2 separate regions of the Homo sapiens genome follow, and region 1 is linked to region 2. Evidence: chromatin loops called from intact Hi-C (ENCODE). Cell type or tissue: natural killer cell. All regions are shown on one strand. Links, peaks and the distances in the headings refer to the core of each region. The heading gives the core; the rest is flanking DNA.

Region 1 (10,904 bases), core at 3,678-6,177, 48 kb before region 2:
TCTGAACTCAAAACCTATGTTAATTTCACGACAACATGTGTCAATCAAAGAAAAGATAAGGACCATCACTATTCTTACTACCACTACTAGACTATCCCAACTTATTGGATGTTTTCTGTGTGCTGTACGCCATGACAGCTAGTTTTTGGATGCTATCTAATTTGATCATTTAAAAATTTAGTGAGTCAGACATTATTATTCCAATTATTCAGACAATGAAATAATCCCTGAGAAAAGTAATTTGCCCAAGAACAACAACTAATAAGCAATGAGTTCAAAACCAGGTCTGTTTAATTATAAAATTTCTGTACTCCTATCAATGTGGGAAAATACATTAGAGATCTCAAAGTTTACCTGGTTATCCGACAGTGTGGGGAAGTTTGCCAGGTAACCAGACAACCAGACTGCCCAGCAATTTTTTCCCAAGTACTTTTGCTTTCTCAGCTGCTTCCAGTCATAATTTTGGTAGCATAGATAACTTGGCTAATTCTATATGTTATGAAAAAGGCACACTGTGACCCACAAGAGAAAGAATGTTCTGTTCAACTGGCTTATTGTGTTTCTATTTATTTATTTATTTATTTATTTATTTATTTATTCATTCAGAGACAGGGTCTGACTTTGGAGTGCAATGGCGCGATCTCAGCTCACTGCAACCTCCGCCTCCCAAGCTCCAGCAATTCTCCTGCCTCAGCCTCCAGAGTAGCTGGGACTACAGGCATGTGCCACGGTGCCTGGCTAATTTTTGTATTTTTAGTAGAGACGGAGTTTTGCCATGTTGCCCAGGGTAGTCTTGGACTCCTGAGCTCGGGTGATCCGCCTGTCTCAGCCTTCCAAAGTGCTCGGATTACAGGCATATTGTGTTTTTAATAATTTTACCTATAATATATGTAAAGCATCCTACATCTGACTGGACAACTTTTTAAATACAGTAATTATCTGGTTACCCCTGCTTTTAACAGTTTGGCCATTCATTTGTTAATTTAATATTTATGTCATGAAGCTATCTTTTCTCTTACTACATAAAATCTACCTTAGCACTAAATGAAATGCTGGTAAGAATCCACAATAAAGATAAACAAAAAAATCATAACTAGAATAGAAGATTTTTAAATATATTTCAATTTTATGTTCTGATTTAGATACTCTGATTTTAGAGTATTTTTCCAGCATTTATGGTAGTTTGTTAAATATTGGGAAACCTCAGCATGGCTATGTTTTGGAGGCAGGTATAATGGGAAGGCAGAGGCATCAGATGCCTTTAAACACCAAGTACTTAATCAATATATTTCCTTATTCCTAATATCTGCTTTAGATATTTCATTCTTCTTCTTGTCATGTTTTTCATTGCTCTTCATGCCTTTTTTAGAGGCTTTTTTGTTTTTGGTTTTTTTTTTTTAAATAGAAGCCGATGTTACCATTTGGCATATGTCTCCCTTGGCAGTGACATCTTGAAAATTAAAAAAAATAATACCTCCCTCGCATGCATCCATTCAGGCTGCCTGTAACTGCACTGTACTTCGAAATGTGTCACCTTAGGAAATTCTGCAAATTGTTCATAACATTGTCTCTATAAATGTTTTGGAAGGGCTTTACTGTCAGGTCAGCTTTCTAAGGGCTAGAAATATGTCAAACTGGCAGCTTTACCTTTATTTAAGAGCCAAAATACAAATAAGTAGATTACAAAGCAATCAATCAATATAGCATTGCAGGATGTCATGGTTGGCATTGACCTCAGAGTTCGGCCCTGTCATTTTACAGATGAGTAAACTTGTCCGTAAACTCTGCAGGAGACAGGGTTTTGTCCTGACTCAGTTACAGCCAATCAGGTAACCTTGGACATGCTGCTGTGCCTCAGTTTCCTCATCTGAAACAGATGAGATTTCCCTCTGTTAGATCATCTCTGAGGCATTTTCCCAGATGTCAATTTGTAAGGTGTCATGACAAATTTGATATATTGTATTTGATATATTTCCAGTCCTTAAAAAACTTCTGACCTCACATAAAAGATCGCTCTAATCTTTTATGTGGTCTCCTTATATATTCTTTAAAAGTTGGAAGCACTATCAATTTATAGTTATTGGCAGAATCATAACTTTTATTCACTGTTGAAAGAATAAACAAATGAAGATCTTTTTCCCAGTCAGAGCATTTCTTCACTTTTTTTTCCCTCCCTGGTTTGTTGTTGTAGGGTTGCTTGGGGATATTAGGTTACTGACCTTTGTTTTCCTTTCTACAAGAAGCTTTCACTAAAGTATTTTTGAGGGGGGTCTTATAGGAAACAATGACTCTCACATGCAAGTAATTAAATGGAAAGAAAAAATGGCACACATTTGACTTGATTAATTTTCTTTCTTTCTGTAAACCTGTGGATCCTAACCTGAAAGTTGTGTGCAAGAGTCCACAGTCTCACTGAGATATTTTATCTTTTGCATTACACTAAAGTCTCCAGGTGAATTTAGTACTCCTGTAAGGCCTGGGCAGGCTAGTTTGGCAAACAATGTAATATGACATGATGCACGCTTTTTTACTCAACTGTAAATATCTATTTCATTCAGATATCACCTGCTATTCTTAAGGCAAGTCTTTGGAATAGAGACCCTAAATGTGTCAAAAGTATGTAATGTGTTTGTGATAGAAATAAATAGAGACCAGGGTGACTTAACACACGGGGTTTCACATGTGCGGGCCAGCACTTGCAGAATTCTAAAGTAGGTTATGTTAGCCTTCCCACTTTCAATGCCTTTATGGATGTGGTGTTTATATATCCTAGATTTTCCAGGGCAACTCTGGGTTGTAAATATTCTGTCCTGTTGTTCCCATAAGCACAATCATACTTGTCAAGCTACGTGTCACGAGTTTTGGTTTGGAAAATATGGACTCCGTATGTACATCAGAGCCTGTTTTTTCTGGCCCGATGCCCTGTGCTATTCCTCTACTCTGCCCTACCCCTAGCCCACTTCCCATTCTCATCAAAGCCTTGTTTCTGTTACAGTTCACTTGCTCATGTTGTCTATGCCTAGTGTCTAGGGGGCAAAGTGAACAGTAAACTAATCTGTGCTAACGGGCAAGTGGAGAAAATCGGGGTCAGGAGAATCCGCACATCCAGAGTGCTCTGTCTCCTCTCAGGTAGCATAAGTTGTTCTCTGGAAATAAGGCCGTAGTTTCATTTATCTCTAAGACAAAGAGTCTTTCTATGGTTGGTTGACTGAGGCAGATTTCTTGGAGGAGGCAAGGGTCCTCTGCATTTCATCACAAAGATGGCAATTTCTCCGTCAATACCTTGGACCAGCTTTGCAGATGTGTCCTCGACGTGATTAGTCCCCTGTAGTGGTAGGAAAGGAATAAAAGCCCAGTGTGCCAGCTTTACTCCTCGACCGACAACAATTTCTTCTGGTATGTGTACACTGCTCAAATGCTCTTTTTACAAAGTTGGAAAGCAAGATTGCTTCATGACAATATTTGCTGAGACAGCAAGACAATCTATGCCTCTCCATTGTTAAATCCCTGAGCCCTACCCAATCTGACTTTAAAAAAAATTATTCTTTCATCAGGAGGCTGTGTTTAACATTTGTAAAAAGACGTTTAGGATTATTTGAAATATTTTGTAGATTTCAAGTTCATTGTCTGTCATTTTCCTTTTAGCCTAACCTTGTTATTTCTGTTTATTGTATGTGATTTTATTACATAAACATATACAGATTTCCACTAATTGTTTAAACATCTTGCTTTAAAAATCTCTGCTTAAGCACTTTTATTTGTATCACTTTTTTTCTTGTCTTGATTTGGTTCTTAACTGTGATAAATTTCAATGGAATCTCCTCTAACTCTTTAAGAAATAACTCCTCATTTTTCTGTGTTAAGCAGTTTACCTTTTAGAAATTTAATCAGCATTCCTTTTGGCACTTTGTATTATCTTAAAAAGCAACATTAGTACCTTGGCTTTTCAGTCCTGAGAGCATTTGCTGAACCAGATGGTTTCAATATCGTCTATTATTTTTAATCATACATGGTTAAGTCTCAAGAACCAGTCTCTTGAGACTGTTGACTATTTAGGAAGCTAGAAGAGCAAGCACACATCTTTAGAAACAGGATGTACATTTAGTATCATTATTATCCTAACCAATATCTGAGTAATTGAGCCACCTTATTATCAGATTCAGGCTTTTCTAACAGTCTATTATCAGTTTCTTTTTCTGAACTTTTATGTCTACATTTGGGGAATTTAATGCTATTATAGACTCACTGGTCACTTTTGTAAACTATAATCTCCCATAGCAATAATTGTTTTTAATTCCAGGCATAGTACATACCAAGCATATTAACTTCTAAAATCTTTTTTTTTTTTTTTTTTTGAGCCAGGGTCTCACTCTGTCACCTAGCCTGACTAATTTTAAAAAATTTTGTAGAGATAGGGATCTCACTAAGTTGCCCAGCCTGGTCTGAACTCCTGGGCTCAAGCAATCCCCCTGCCTCAGCATCTCAAATTGCTGAGACTACAGGTGTGAGCCACTGCACTTGGCCAACTTCTAAAATCTTAATGACAAAACAAAAAGATTAGTATTATTATCTCCATTTTACAGATGGGAAAATAGGTTTCAAAAAGGTAAACTATATTTTTTTCCATTTCATGACCAATAAGAATGAGGCTTACATTCAAGTCTAGTCTCTGTCTATTTTGATCATTTCTAAGTCTGTCTGACTTAGAAACCCCCACTTCTAACCACTGTGCCATAGCACTTCCTGCTAACCCTGAATAAAGGTGTCTGTTATGTAAATCAACATATTCATTGACAATGGACTTCCTTTTTGTGTACTGCAATATGCATATATAAAAGCATTCAATATTAGCCTTGTCTGGTTTCTTTTTTATTTGAAAAATACCAACCCCCCCACATAATAATAGTTATAAAATTATATAAAATAAGAAGCCAAAAACTTTCCTGACCCTCCAAGGTCATACTTTAAAAGTTCTCCTAGGCATATCTAGATGTGACTCCATATACATTTTCTTTTTAATTTTTAAAGTCTTATCTTGAGGTTTATTACCAAAATTACTACACCTTATCACTTTCTGCTTGCATAGCGAACATAGAAAAATTTATTTTTCTGGAAAATACTGTGACGTATCTTCATGGTTTTTTACTTTTTTCCCTTTTTTAAAAAATAAGGATTTTGAGAACCAGAGTCTGCAAGCTGTGAAATGGTCAGGCAAATAGTTTGAAAATACTGACTCTCCACTTTTCACCTGATATTTGCCTATTGTTAGACTGCAGGAAGGGGGATTTAGTGAAATAAAATATTTAATATTTCATACTTTTTTTTTCCTATGTGGATGGTTGGAGATTCTTACAGATAATTTCTTCTTTTAGATCAGAAACTCCTGTTAAAAACAGACATTTAGCATAGGCTTTTCTAGGCTTCCGTCTTCTATTAAAAAGTAGGGGCATATTCATAATGAAAAAGTTGGGGAGATGAGAATGAAAGGGCTATAGGAAAGGGCATCATCATTAAAGAAGTTATAGGAACACTTTTTCAGCTCCTTTGAATCGACCAGAGTTGATCTTAGACAAAATTCCATGGAAGGCAGAGTTTACCTTCATTCTTGTCTTCACTGGGGCCACTGCCTTCTCTCCTTCGGGCTCCAACCGAAGCCTATAAATCTATTACATTTCTGTTTACATGGCAGGACCTTTGTTTTGATCTCTGCTGGACTGTAAGCTATGAGGGACCTTGTTTTTGTAACTATCCCAGTGCCTGATTAGTGCTTAAAAGACAGGTATGAGACGAAGACAAACACATTCATGAGTGATTGGATGACAATAATTACTGCTGTTTGGGGTCCTCAGAGTAAATAGTATGCAAATTTTCAATAGGGCATTAACATCAGTGTGAGAGGCAGAATGTACCACTGGATGGAGCACAGGTTTAGGGGTAATTTCTCTCCCAAACCCTCCACTTACTAGGAGTATGATCTTTCTTTGCCAAATTCTGAGGATTTTTTTTTTTTTGGTCTCAGTTGTTCCATCTGTGTTATGGGCATATTATCACTCATGGCCTTGTGCTACTGTCAAGGTTCAATGATAAGGCCGGGGCGCGGTGGCTTACACCTGTTATCCCAGCACTTTGGGAGGCCGAGTTGGGTGGATCACTTGAGGCCAGGAGTTCGAGATCAGCCTGTCCAAAATGGTGAAACCCCGTCTCTACTAAAATAATAATAATAATAATAATAATAATACAAAAATTAGCCTGATGTGGTAGTGCACACCTGTAGTCCCAGAACCTGAGAGGCGGAGGTTGCAATGAGCCAAGATTGCACAACTGCACTCCATCCTGGGCGACAGAGTGAGACTCCGTCTCAAAAACAAACAAACAAAAAGATTCAATGATAAAATGATGCAATGTGCTTAGCTCTGATCTTTAGACTACATAGACTATAGATAGCGATAGTAATACGATTACTACTACTATTAATGAGAATTCAGTAAATGCATAATTATTTGTGGAGCCTTGTTTGTGCCAGACCCCACTCCGGACATTAGTAATTCAGTAGAAGACAAAAACAGACAAAAATCCCTCCTCCCAAAAAGCTTACATTTGAATAAGACATGAAAAATGAATAAGCTAAATATAGAATATATTAGGAATGATAAGTGTGATGGAGATGCCTAAAGTGTAGAAAGAGGATAGTGAGGTGGAAGGGTCTGGAACTTTAGATCGGATGGCCAGGAAAATCCTCACTGAGAAGTGTGTAGAGGCTTGAACAAAGTGGGGGAGCAAGCTTTAGGAGGGAAGAGCAGTCCACAGGACAAGTCACCCTAACCACTTAATTATTAAAATCCTTCTCTGCTGAGGTCACCCTTTGGTAAGCATTCACATGGGACACACATAACTTTACGGTTTTTCCCATTCAGAAAGGCCTATCCTCTTACTCAAATTTCCTTGACACCAATTTTCCAGTCATGTTTCTTCCACATCCCTGACCATCCAGCAAAATCATTGTCTATGGCCCGTAAATTGGTATATCATTGTGGTCTGGCTGTATCTCCTTCTAAGCAAAATGCACAACCAGGTGCATTGTCTAAAGTTTTGCCCACTGGGAGAATTTCCCTTCACCACTGTTTTTCAGGGATGTTTTAGAGAGGGCTTGTGGTGCTGTAGTTGTCCACTTTTGTGTGGTGCCTGAATCTCATACAGAACCACCTGTAAACCAGCCCTGAGTCTTCTATTTTCTGGTAAACTGGTTTGTAGAGAATTCCCTGTGAGGTCACAGGTGCATGCTGGAAGAGAGAAGGTAGAATAGCAGCAGTGGGGGCCATGGACATTCGGGCCATTTCATGTTACTTACTTATGCTTCCAGGGCCTGCTCAGGCCTCATGATGTTGTGTGCCACTTCTATGTGATGATGGAGTGTTGTGGTGCATTCCCAACTTTATGGCTTGATGGCTCAGCTGAAACCCAGTTCGTGATGGGTAGCTCAGGTCTTCTGGTAACTTGATGGCCCAAGGTCTAGCATTCAGTTTCCTTTAAGGCCAAGGGCTCTCTCTCTCAAAGGAGAGTAGTTATCTGCAGATGATGGCAGGGCCTTGCTCCAAAATCCTAAAAGCTTGATCCTTGATTCCCCTATGGGGGTTTGCCAAAGGCTCAAACAGCATCTCTATCTGCCACTGACATTTTAAGTACCATTAGATCTTCCAGATCACATAGTCCAAGTGTCAGAGGAGCTTGAATGGCAGCCTAAATCTCTTGCAGAGCCTTCTCTTATTCTGGGTCTCACTCAACACTACCAGCTTTTCGGGTTACTCAGTAAATGGGCTAGAGTAATAACATACCCAAATGAGAAATCTATTGCCTCCAAAATCCAAATAGGCCCAATAAATGTTGTGCCTTTTTCTCGGTTGTAGTAGGGGCCAGATGCAACAACTTATTCTTTACCTTAGAAGGGATATCTTGGCATGCTCCCTACCACTGGATGCCTAGATATTTCATTAAGGGAGAATGTCCCTGATTTTTAATTGGATTTATTTCCCACCTTCTGAGATGCGAATGTCTTACCAGTAAGTAGTCGTTACTTTTCCCTCACTAGGTCCAGTCAGTGTAATACCATCAATATAGTGGATCAGTGTGCTATCTTGTAGAAGGGAAAGGCAATCAAGATCCCTGTAAACTAAATTCTGATATAGGGCTGGAGAGTTGATATACCAGAATAACATTTACTTAGCATTTGCTATATGCTGAACACTGTGCTAGTTCATGGGACATACAGTTAAATAAAAATGTAATCAGTACTAAGGAACTTGTACTATAGCTGGGAGAGTTCAGACTCTCTTGTGTAGTTCAGGGAAATACTCAAGGCAAATATGCTTGGTGCTCTGGAATTTGTATCAAGTAAGTGTCATCCATTACCTTAAAGGAAGGGTGGCGAGGCAGGAGGATCACTTGAGCCCAGCAGTTTGAGACCAGCCTGGGCAACGCTGGGAGATCTTGTCTCTATAAAAAATTAGCCTGACATGGTGTCATGTGCCTGTGGTCCCAGCTACTTGGGAGGCTGAGGTAGGACAATTGCTAGACCAGGTATTTGAGCCTTCAGTGAGCTATGATTGTGCCAGTGCACACATTCTAGCATGGGTGACAGAGTATAACTCTGAAAAAAAAAAAAGAAAGAAAAGAAAGAAGGAAAAAAAGAAAAAAGAAAAAAGAAAGAAAGGAAGAAAGAGAGAGAGAAAGAAAGAAAGGGAAAAGAAAGGAAGGAAGGAAGGAAAGTAAAGGAAGGAAGGAAGAAAGAAAGAAAAGTAGCCATATAGTTTATCATCCAAATTGGAAGACTTTTGAGCTGGAACAGAGGCATTATTAATTGCTTCAGGTAAAGAGACTCAAATCAAGACTGTCCCAGGCAAACTTGGACCCAAGGTCTTTCTATTCTGAGGTCCACTTCAATAGTAGTTTTGAATACAGGTGGTGAGAAAGGAGAATAACATGTCACCAACTTTTCAATTTTTTGATGAATTATTATGTTTTACCTATCAAAATATGTATTGCCTGAAAATTAGGAATAACATAAAGTCAAAATAAAGGAATATTAATCACAGGAGCAAGATGTTTGTATGTTTAATAAGTAGATGATTTGCCATACGTTATGTGAATGTGCGTCCATGAGTGTTCTTATGAAGAATGTTCTGTTCTGAGTCCCTGTTTGAGGAGCATGATTAAGTGAAATTTGACCTGACGTCTTATACAAAGCATAGAGAAAGCTCCCCATGTCTTTCTTTCCTTGGATGGTTTTATTTTGACTCATCATGTTTTGCTTCTTGGAAAGTGTTTGTTATTCTTACTAAGTGACTTAAGGGTTTTTAGACATCACTCATATTTGGACCAATGAGGCAAAAGCATGTGAAGGATTTACAGCTTGCATGCAAGTTTCATGTGCTGGAGGTACAGTATGTATAGACCCTACCTTTGGAAAGAGACTATTTTCTGCTGGTGAAACAGGCCTGAGGCTTTTTGGTCATTGCAGTGAGAGTGTTAGTGACTAAATACAGATGCATTTTAGTGCACTGTAATGTGATTTTAAAAATTGTTCTAACAATCAATTTACTGTTGTCATCACATCTCCTCTGATTTTCAAGTGCAAATGTAACACCATTGTTCTTATTAACAATTACAAAAAAGTTTTACCCCTTAAGTTTCCATTATAAGGGATGCATTCCTGAAGTCATGGTTACATTAAAATTCTTACTACAAATGAAGCCAGCTAAAAATGTTTACCAACTTGAATTGAGCTCATCATGTTTTGTTTGCTGAATAGTGTTTTGTGATTTTACCAACATAAGAATGAGTCTCCAAACTATTTTTAAAAGTAGAGCTTTTACTCTAAAGAAGTGCTTGCCTCATTTTCTTCGTGCTACTCCAAACAAGATGTTGTTTATTACTTTGAAACACTATATGTAAACCCCAGGAATATGTTAAATATGATTGAAGTCTTGGCTGTCTTTAACAAATTGAAGTTTCCAGAAATTTAGCTGTGTTTAAAAACCAAAGCCATGTTTTCAGGAAAGATTTCTATTTCCAAATATGTGGTTGCCCAAACCTTTTATGTTTTCATGTCAAATTCAGCTGCCAAATAACACACACTGTACCTTAGCTATAATAAAAAAAAAACACAAACCAACACATAGACTTCAGATTTTAAAAAGCACTGCAAGAACAACTATGATCATATTTCTTGAACTTATGCTATTCATATGCATATAAGCATGTTTTAGAGTAAGTTCTGTGAGGCATCGGTCACTTCCACTGGTACAAATTGACATGCACAGCACAAGATTGGCACTATGCAACAGCCGATCTGGGAAAATACAGGAATTCCTAGCCAGACCAAAATATGAGGTCAAGGAAGTTGCTTTTATAATAATAGTGGTTATCTGTTTAATGTGTGATCTGGCAGTGATATGATGTTGACCATAGGCAATTATGCATATTTCTAAACTGGTTGTATGCAAGCCTGGAGTAAGAGAAATCCCCCAGTTTGTGATAAAAGGCTATTTATTGCCCTTTTATTTCCTTCAAATGCTTTACTTAATCATTTATAAAAGACAAATTAGTAGTGAATACCAATTTCATTTTGTGTTTTATTCTGTATTCATTCCTACACGTTTGGGATATCTATTAATATGAGCTCTTAATAGTTTTGGCACAAGTTCAATGTCAACGAATGAATGATGTACACATTTTATAGTCTTCTTAAGGGATAATAATGTGGTTCAGTGACAGTGTGTCTTGATTTCTTTGGGGGCAGGGCACTCTGATATGAGTCATAAGGGATAAAGACTATTAGTTATTTTTCCCTCAGCTAGCGCAGTGATGCAAAATTTTTCTTCCATTATAGAACATTTTCTTAGAATATC
Region 2 (10,904 bases), core at 3,410-5,909:
GACCTTGTTTCCAGTTCCTTTCCTAGCCAGTATTGCTCCTTCAACAAATTTTGGTATGTTTTATAAGTAGAGTTCTCGAGTATCTTAACAGATGGAGTTTACAAGTTTATTTTCTAGTAGAAATGGTGATTTCAAGACAAGGAAGAAGTTGTAGGAGCTATTTATTTTTACTTTGTAAAAGGAATACCTTCCTGGCAAATATACAAGTCAATAAGCAAGCAGACCCAACAGCTTTCTTGGAAGGAGCCAGCCACTGTAGGTATGGGAGAATTCCTTTGGCTAGCCTTAGCTTCCCTGTGCTTCTCTTGCACTTGTGTTGGCATAGTTGGTGGATGTTATTACTAGCGGTGTGTCCTACACGCCATTCATTCATGGAATATGGCCCTGGGAGAGGAATCTTAATGTGAAAATAAAATTGTCATTGTTTTTCATTGGCTTAGGGGACATCTCACATAATGGAAGCACATCCCTAAATAGAAAGACCTCAATTCAGGAAAAAAAAAAAAATACAAAGAAAAGGTGAGGAGAGAGAGATGTTCTCAGTGCAATCAGCCGGAACTGAAAAATTAAGATTTTGTTTTGTGCAATGCTAGTTGCCTTGCCAGTCTCAAGCTGGCACTGTGGGCTTGCTGGAGCTGCTGAGCCTGAACTGAGGAAAGGAGACAGTTTGCTTCGGGTTTATTACCCAGCCTCACCATGCGTATCAATATGTTTTTGATTTTGTATTTCAAAAATAAGGTGAATGATCTCGAAAGGAAATCATTGCAGGCGATTTTATTTTTTGCTTTTTCTAATGGACAATTAAAAAGCAATCCTGGTCCTATTCCAGAGATTTTCTCATTTCTCAGTACAACTGTAATTTAGGCACACTGAATAGTGTAATGGTGTTATTAGATATTATCGTGTTTATTTTATTCATGAAAATATGTGACACACCTTATTTGTATTCTCCTCCAGGAAATGTCCTGGAATGGGTTTTGTCCTAGTTCCTTTTTGTGCCTGTCATAAGGTGTATGTTAGAGTTTCAGTTCCTAAAAATAAAATAGAATTTCTTTCTTTCTTTCTTTTTTTTTTTTTTTGGAGAGCATAATGATTTTGAGCTTCGAGGAGTTTCAATAGACTATTGTTGTTTGTTTTCTTACAAGGATCCAGCCCACCAAGTCGCACTATGACACACTTCCTATGTCCATGGCAGATATTTATATTTATATTTCAAATTAAAACAAGTATAATTTTCTTCTGAAATTTTTTTGGAATTTTGTTTTTCGTGATCTGTAAGGTAATTGGAGATACCCCAGGCTGTCACAAAACCAGAGCTGGGAATCACTGCTTTAGTGATTAGCACTTTGTAAGCTTTCAAAAAATATTAAAACCAGGATAGGTTGTCTAATTTCTAATGGGTGGATTCACTTTAGTATAATGTAATGTGTTAACAAATGCTCAGAGAGGAGGTTGTGGATCCAGAAAGATGGCTTTTGCAGAAGGCTTTTATCCAAATTAATTCAAAAAATAACAGGAACAGTTGTGTATTGAGGCAGAAGGAATAAGGTGACTCAATTAAATGACAGAGAAATCTCCAGGAAAAAAAACTGTCTTAAGTCAACCCAACCCTAACAGTACAATTTTCATCACTGGAGTCAATAATCCTGTAATAAATGCATAATAACTTTTAAAAAAGGATTCTTTTATTAAGTACTTTTGTATGGTTGGCTATGAACCAAATATTGAAACCAAATATTGCTTTTCTTTACTTTAAAATTGATAAAGCTATCTTCTATGTCTCTAAAGAGAATCTTAAGTGAGAAAGATAAAAAAAGTAATTTGCAAATAAATTCACCTGCTGCATTTGTGCCTGAAGCATCCTATATTTACCTAATTCATTTTTGGCCCTTGCTTAGCTCTAGCCATGGCGACACACTGAGAAATTAATGCCAAGTCCTCCCGGCTTTCTGGAACATTTGCACAGGCAGCAGTGAATAAGCATGGGTACAGAAGCCTTAAGGTTTGGGTCCTACTCAGGAGGGGTCTTCAGAGCTGGTCTTCAGCAGTTTCTGAAGAACCATTGTGCAGTCTGGCTAATTGGTACTGTTAGCCTGTTGCCATTTAGGGAAAGCAATTTGGTCCCTGCCCACATTTAGAGTTGGGCTCAACACACTGGTAGTCCTGGATTGAGAGAGCTCAGAATCTGTCAAGTTGATACTAAAACCTAAATCTGCTTTGTGGGTTTCTGAGACAGATTTTGGAAATTTTTGTGGTGATCATGGATATGCAATTCACAGATCTACTACTGTATACAGAGTTTGAAAAGAAAGTCGAGTAAATTAACAGGTAGACTGAGAGAAGTTATGTTATCCTGAAAACACTTCTGTTTTCTAGTTTGAGCATCTTTTAGTAGGGATGTCTGGTTTGGGTTTCATGAGTTTTTTGCCTGGTGGTCTGCAGGGTAATTTACATTCCAAAAGATAGGCTAGGCTGTCTTCCTCCTGCTCCTGAAAGCTCTGGAAGGTGTTCTCATACCTTCCACATAGTTGTTTCCACAGCCTGTTTTGGGAAGATAATCCTCTATCACTTGATCAGTACAGGTAGCATCTACCTAATACTCCAGTGGTTTTGATTATATTTTTACTATAACTTTTTCCAAGGAATAAAATCGTCTACTGTCTTTAAAAGAGGATATTTAATATTATTTGGAAAACAGTCTCTTTCCTTGTTAACTTTTCCTCATCTTTACCATCTAGATTTGCAGGTACAAACACAAGTGAAGAACCACTTCATACCAGCGGTGATGCTGTGGTCCTGAAGGTGCCAGCTCCTGTATACTTCCCCCTCATTTATTTTTTTTCTTAAAATTAAATTTTCATTTATGTAGTTTACTTCTTAGCTCTCTGCTATTTTTATATTATATCTCACAATTTAGGATTTGCTTGGAATGTAAAATACATTTCAAGCTTGAGGAAGAACAAGACTAGATAAATTCATAACAATTAGCCCTTCTTTTCTTTTCCAGAATGATTGAGAAGGGGAGGAATTGATCCCATTCTACTTGGGGGCAATTAGGCTTTCAGTCTGTGGCTCAGTTCACAAGCATCTGATGCCAGTGGTGCCAAGGTCAAGGGTTTGATCCTCATGTGGGTCAGTTTGCTGCGTGTTTTCTCAACAGATTGTGTGGAAAGTGTGCAGTCACTGGGAAATGCCGGTCATTAAGGGGACTGGTGAACAGATGGGTGGTAGGTGAAAATCTAGCCTCACTCCTGGAAAAACAAAGCCCGTGCCATACTGTCTTTTTTTTTTGTTTTTTTCATCTGGACAGAATGCACCACTTAAAATGTGAGCTTGTTACTCAACCTTCCTTCATCTCTGTTTCCTCATCTGTAGAACGGAGATAAGATTTGCTCCCTTTCTACCTCACCAGGATCTGTGAAGATTAGATAATGGCTGTAAAGTCCTTATACAAAGGTACATACATTACCATAAACAAAGAGATTAGCTGACAAATAAAAAAGAAAATATTGAAAGGACCCCCCAAAGTGTATTGCCTAATACTTTTGCATTAGTATCAGTAGTTTGCAGTGCAATCCATTTGGAGTTTGGTTTGGCTGAAAAAAGTTAGGTGTGAGTTGTATAACCTCTCTATTAGTAAGGATAAAAAAATGGTTTGATAGTGAACATTTGTATTAATAAAAACAAAGTGGGCTTTGAATCTGAAACAGGTTTCATTTGAAAAGGAGGTGAAGGCAAAGGTCTCTAGGAACATATGTGCCACTGAGCAATATTTGCATATATTTGATCTGCAAGCACGCTTCAGTGATTTTCACAGTATACCTTGGAGTTTAGGTTGTAGCAAAGAGCCGTTACCATTGCTCAGCAGCACGATCTACTCTCTCCAGCTTTATTATGGCATACAGCGACAACTTCATTTTTAGTGTTAAAAAAAATCCTCTTCACTTAATTCAGACAGTGACCTGCAGGCCTCATTCTGACTGAAGGAGCCATTCAGAATACTTCCAGACAAAAGCAGGGCTTTTTCCTAGCAACCAGATCAAAGCCAAATCTCCCAGAATAGCTCCCTCCCAGGTTTCCTTTGGCGCATAGGTTCACAAGGATTGTAAGGCTCGTGGTATCCAGTTCAAACTTCTCTTTCACACTGCAATGGAAAGGAAAACTCCTGAGGAATTTTCACAGACTCTGAAAGCTGGCGAGCCTTGCAAAGAGCACTTAATCCTGGGAGAACATGGTGGTCATTGGGAGCATCCCTAACTTTGTTATCGCCTGCATCTGCATGTACATTCTGTCGGACTCTCAGAGAATGAGGTCTCTGTTTCCTTTCTGCCAGTACCTAATATCAGCTATGCCCAGGAGCCGGCTGATGAAGACTTCCTGTTTGTTTTGAGTCACTGTTAGAGTGATAAATATACTTTAGCTTTCTGCTTCGAGAGGAAAGAAACCAGCTGCCCTGAACTGAAGAGAAAAATGCAGAAATTCCACTGAATGGCCCTGTTATCATGGAGTTTCAAGGGCAGCATAAAAATGAAAACTATAAGCCTGGGCAAAATGAATAATTTCCATATTAAAGCATTTTGCTGCATGCATAGACCTAAGTTGTTTGTCTTTAATCATTTAGGCGAACCATGCATTTTTCACTCTTCTAAGACTAACTCAGCGTTTAGAAATTTTTAAAAAATGTAAACTTACACTACAGAGTAATGGTAAGTTATATAAATAAACAATTACAGTTGTGGTTTTTTGATCTGACCACAAGCTTTTAATGCCACTTTTTTTTTTTGCATGAACATATAATGCTTCTGGATAAACAATAATGTTTACATTGTCAGGGCATCTACTGTTGTATTGAGTCATTTACATACATGATTATTTGGATATAGAGTAACCCAAGAACAAAAGAATATTATAAAATTATTTAAAACCAGAATGACAGGAAATCCTTTACAGCTTAAATAGCACTTCTTAAATGAACTCATAGACTTTCTAAGTTGTGTTTATATCTCATTTTTGTCCTTTTATTTTGAATAAAATAAAAGGATGTTGGATTTGATGACCAGTGTCCTTTGAGTGGAAATTACTATGTTAACTCTGACCTGGAAGACAGTGAATTTAGAATGCTTGTTAATGTGAATGTCGTGATCACTGCATTCGGCGGGCTTTTCTTTTTTAGGCTTGGTATAGACTTGACTTCTAGAAGTTGCGAGTTGGAAAACATGGCAACAATTTGCATGTGCTTGGAGTGGGTATGAGTTGCTTATTTCCTCCCAGTAGGTATGGTCTCATTAAAACTATTTCTAATAGTAGAAGATGAGTAATTTGCTAATAATCTATGATAAATCTTTCTGTCCAGGATAAAAGAAATGTTTAATTAGGAAATTCAAAATAAAATTAGCATTAACACTTTCATGCTGTCAAATTAGTGATGTAGACAGGGAGGCAGGATGGTGTGCATCGGCCTTATGTCAATGTATCTGGATGCATTTGTAAATTAAGACTTAAAAATGCACATGATTAGCTGTATGTAAAAAGGTTCCTCAACATACTAAAGTCAATGATTGGGCCATCAACACAGCGGCTTCCTAGATGGGAGAATTCCAGCGCCAAAGGCTTAATGGAGAATGGGTCCTTAGCCTTTAAAATCTCACATCAAAGGAAAATCATGTGAAAGCGGCAACCCATAAAGGAGGACATGCATTTAGAGATGCTCTGCACATTAGTTAAAACAAAGCCAATTATGCTAAATATTGTTTTTACATTATAAATATGTTGTATGTACTGTGTGTCTTTTTTATATTCTCACTTTACTGACAGAGGGAGGAGGAGAAGGAAGTATTTTTAAAACATGACTAAGGATGGAAGGATTAAAGGACCGAATAATATATTTTCTTGTCATAATGGAGACCTGTAAGTACATGAACTTAGAAATAATAGAACCAGAGAATGGATGGTATTAGGAGGAGAGGAAAACAAATAGCAAAGCCAATATTTTCTGTGGGTAGGAAAGAAGGGTATAAAATTTATTAGATAAGTGTATTGCAAAGCCAAGTATGGCAGGGAACAATTTTAGTGGATATATCTGCTTCTGTACTTTTAAGAGGAGGTTAGAATTTGACATAAATAGATGAGATGGGGTTTAGGTGAGGTGTTTTTGGTAAAATCTATCATTTAAAATAAAATGGAACTTTAATTGGGTGGGACCTATCACTTACCAAATGTAAAAAGGTGTGATAAAACCGCGCTTTACTTTTTTCAGCACTAATGAATGTCAAATACCTAGTGCTGAAGTGAAACTATTATGGTCAAATTGACGCTACACATGTCAAATCGTCATTCTTCTCAGCAACAGTAATTGCTTAGATTGTTTAAAACTAGCTTTGGTTGTGATGGTACATTTGTGATCCAGCCTTAAGGAATGAAAAAGCTGTAGGAATTCTCCCCACTTATAACCAACATCCATTTCTACATGATTGAATAAGAACATAATAATCACTTCTTATGTTTGCAGATTACACTACAATTTACGAAATGCTTTCACTTGTAACACTTTGAGTGATCCTTGGTTGTGTCTGGTTCTGGTTGTAAATGGGAACAGTAACAGGTAGTCCTCTGTCCTATGCCAGTGGCCATGATGCCAGCAATGTGGTTCCTTTTTAGGGGGCAGCCATGTCCCCCACCCTGCCTAACAACATTTCAGGAGCATCTTCCTATGAAGCAGATGCTGGAAAATGAGTATTTTTGAGTGTAGTCACTTGTAGAAAAGTGAAATCAAAATGTGTTCCATAGCAATTAACCCCATATTTCCCTAAACTTATCGTGACACCACATTCCTGATCACAAGAGTTTTAGACTGTTCTTTTGAAGAAGGTGAGGAATAGGCAGGGGAATAACGACTACGAGATATTTAGAATCATTTACTGTGTGAGTGAAGGCTTTTAAAAAAGAATTCATTTACTGGAAGTAATGAGGATGAGGAGGGGTTTTTCACACCTGTTTTCACACTTATGAGGTGATAAGTCCAGCCCTCACGAATAAAATGGCAGGTTTCACACTAAACCCACCCAGGCATACTCCTCTAGTCTCCTAACTCATTTATTCTTTGAGAATAAAGAGTCAGAGGCAAGATCGCTTGCTCAAATGAGTGTCGGAGAGTAGTTCCTGTCATTCTTGCTTTGCCATGCTGTCTTCCAGATAGATGTATATGCCATGATCTGCATATCATGTATGGATCTCCAGACCACCATTGCTAGTCTCCAACGACTTTCACTCTAGACCAACAACCTTCTTCTTTGTACTATTACTCTTGATCTTTATATTCAGTGAATTAGACAACTGCATTTATAAATTTTACCAACTGGACTCACACAGTTTTTACATGTCTTGGGTCCTCTTGACCACCATTTCTATCCTGCTTCAGGTACTCATTGACATGAATGTAATTTAATTCACACCATATTTCACCTCTCAAAATGCCTATGTGGTCACAATCTAGAGTCATGGAATGTTTCTTCAAGTGGAATCAACCTCAGAGATTATGTAGGGCAATATCTAAAAACCAACGAACAGAACTCTTGTTTACTGACTCTCAGGCTCATTCTTTAGCATTTTTCATCAGGTCAGGAAATGCCACCCTCATCTACACAGTTGTTGAAAAGAAAAACTCCCAGGACTCCTGCTTGATTCTTATGACCTTCACCACCCTCTATCTAGTCATCAGTCAATCTTATCTTCTTGCTATCTTGAATCTATCCAATTCATTTTCAAGAGCCAGCCATCATCTCTCACCTTGATATGGTAAAAGCTTAAAATGCACCTCCTTGCTGCATATTCTCTCACATTTTCCTGTGTTATTTTCTACATATCACTTTCTGAAACTTTGTTTGTGGATTTGCTTCCTTTGTGATTTTCTGGCTTTGCTACCTCTTAGTAGGATATCAGTTCCAGGAGAGTGGATACACTGAGTATAGAGTGCAACATCAGAGGCACTCAATGAATATTTGTTGAGTAAATGAATTCCTACTACACAGACTAGAAATATGGGTCACAAAGAAGTTAAGTGCATTTCTAAGGCTCACAAGATTAGTTAGTAAATCTACAGCTAGAATTTAGGACTCGATTCTCTGTCTAAAGCTCTTGTCATTTACCATATTGTGGCTACTATTATTATTACCTTGTAAGACTGTATTATATAGATTTAGGAATGCTGTCCTCAGAGCTTCTGGCTTGCACTGTGGGGCTGTCTGGAAAGTGAGTGCAACTAATTATAAGATCAGTAACTAAGTGGCTGGCTAAAGTCCAAGACAGACCTGTTGCAATAAATTCTACTCTTTAGCAAAATTTTAGCATACTGTCCAATGTAGGTAAGTAGCTTTAAAGACCTCTGCAAACTTCAACCTTCTAGGTGATCATCCAATATTATTTTAGTTGTAATGTCACTTTTAAATATAAAACCATTTAATCTTTCTTTCCTTCTTTCTTTTTCCTTTTTTTCTTTCTTTCTTTTTCTCTCCTTCCTTCCTTTCCTCCCTCCCTCCCTTCCTTCCTTTTCTTTATTGATGGAGTCTTGCTATGTTGCCCAGGGTGGAGTGCAGTGGCTATTCACAGGAATGATCTTAGTGTACTACAGTCTCAAATACCAGGCCTCAAGCGATCTTCCTGCCTAAGCCTCCCAAGTGGCTGGGACCACAGGTGCATGCCACCACACCCAGCTATTTAATTTTTAATGTAGTTTTTCCTTCTGTCTCTGGGAAGTACATTTCCACCTTTTAAGGCATATCTTTCTTTCTGTGCTTGTGTTTTGAGTCCAATTTTTCAGCCTCTTTTGAGATTTTGTTTACTCATGCAGTGGTAGCCTCTTTCCTACAACCCTGCCTTTCCCTCTTCACTGCCTTCATTTGTAAGCTACAGTGCATGGGCATTAGAGTCTGGACCTCAGCTGAACCCAGGCTTTCCCACTTACAAGATTTTTGGCAGCGGACAGGTTACTTTATTCTTCTGAACCTTGATTTCCTTGCACATAAAATGGGGATAAGGGAGGGCAATTGTGTCAATTAAGTAAAAAACATGTTAACTTCCTGACATATAATATGCACCTAATGATAGCTATAAACATTATAAAAACAATCAGATTTCGCTTATCTGAAAAAAGCATTAACAGAAATGAAGACAACGCCAACATTCTCTTAGCTCTGTTCTCCCTGATTATTAATGCTTTGCTGCCTATCAATTATGTTCATGGGCAAAATTCTTGACAAATAAGCTCTATATTTATATTTTTCCCTTTCTGTTATCAGATATAACAGATATAATACTGTTATCAGATATAACAGATATAATACTGTTATCAGATATAACAGATATAATACTGTTATATCTGGACAGACTAGAAACATGTGCTGTTCAGTGTCAAATGTAACATTCTTGATTTTTCTAGGCAACCTATGGTTATTATCAGAAATTTCGTATTTCTCATGTGTCTATGTTCTTATGTTGTATTGTGAATCCCAGTCAATTAGGAGAATGAGGCAAAGTTCACTAAGCTAGCCTTGTGGTTCAAGACAGCTGGAATTTTCTACTGCAGGAGAAATATTCCATAGTCTTCTAGAGACCATCAGAAGAACCATGTGGCATCAAGTACCCTGCCTAACTGGGTCGTGGGTTCATGGATAGAGTTCTAGTCAAGATTAACATATTTAAGAATAAAGAAGCCGGCCGCGGTGGCTCACGCCTGTAATCCCAGCACTTTGGGAGGCCAAGGCAGGCGGATCACGAGGTCAGGAGATTGAGACCATCCTGGCTAACACAGTGAAGCCCCATCTCTACTAAAAATACAAAAAATTAGCTGGGTGTGGTGGCGGGTGCCTGTAGTCCCAGTTAATCAAGAGGCTGAGGCAGGAGAATAGCTTGAACCCGGGAGGTGGAGGTTGCAGTGAGCTGAAATTACACCACTGCACTCCAGCCTGGGCAACAGAGCGACACTCCATCTCAGAAAAAAAAAAAAAAGAATAAAGAGAGGTGTGCCATTACTTGGAGGAGATAAAAACAGAAATTTAGAGGGGATTAAATTGCCAATATAGGAAACATGTCTCTTTAGGTGATTCTCCCCAGGGTGATGCACCATTTTTTAGAGATAAACCGCTGGAAGGTGCAGCTGAAGATGGAACTTCATAGGAAGTTAGATAGAACTTTACAGAAATGATGACCCATTCACCATAGCAGATCTACTCTTGGGAAAGGTGAGACGTGAGTGGTATTCTCAGAACTGCCAGAAAAATCTTGTCATAGATTGTGTAGATCTGTCTATGGAGACAGACTTCATCTGAGGATCATGATGAACATTGGGTAGCTGCTCAGTTGGCCTGTAAATAATAATGACTTATTAGGTTATTTGACTTTCTTTTTTCTTTTTCTTTTCTTTTCTTTTCTTTTTTTTTTTTAAATTAAATGTCCTTCTGCTACACAAAGTAACCAGAGTTCTTGCAATTGTAGTTTCCAAGTATCTGCTGTGGGGCTCCAAACCAAAGACATGGAAAGCATCTAGAAAGTTACCTAGGTGTCAGCGCCGCACTCTTCTCTGGAAGAAAAGAGGCTTCTCCTATATAGAACTTGAGCAGCAACCCAGGTTGCACTCATTCTTATTTTTCTGTCCCCTAATGCGCATTACCCTACCTGGCCAAATACAAACTACCGGTTCCATGCTGACCTAACCCATCTTAAGGAATAAAATACCTACCACATATTTTCTCCTAACAGCTAAAATTATTTGAGCCAAGAGTTTCAAATGTTTTATTTTAGTTGGAATACTACAAACAGCCAGTTACTGAAGATTAAATTGGGTCAACCTTAATAGAAATGTGTTATATTCTGGTCTTATGTGAAGTACCATAGGCATTTTGAGGCCTCTG

Evidence for each region. Peaks named below come from ENCODE experiments on the same cell type or tissue, not always from the same donor. Only the 100,000 strongest peaks of a DNase experiment are listed, where the experiment ranks them.
Region 1: it touches region 2 in a loop (2.8-fold over the local background); 3 of 110 quality-filtered maps call a loop at or near these places.

The regions. Positions count from the first base shown.
Region 1 is chr2:144,544,252-144,555,155 of GRCh38, forward strand. All of the region lies in intron 1 of LINC01412 (long intergenic non-protein coding RNA 1412), which reads left to right. Among named protein-coding and RNA genes, the nearest start is that of LINC02993, 25 kb to the left of the region's middle. In natural killer cell, for the core only: no CTCF peak of the experiment used is centred there; a DNase peak (open chromatin) is centred at 4,720.
Region 2 is chr2:144,592,068-144,602,971 of GRCh38, forward strand. No RefSeq gene overlaps it. Among named protein-coding and RNA genes, the nearest start is that of TEX41, 70 kb to the right of the region's middle. In natural killer cell, for the core only: no CTCF peak of the experiment used is centred there; a DNase peak (open chromatin) is centred at 4,364; H3K27ac peaks cover 2,278 bases.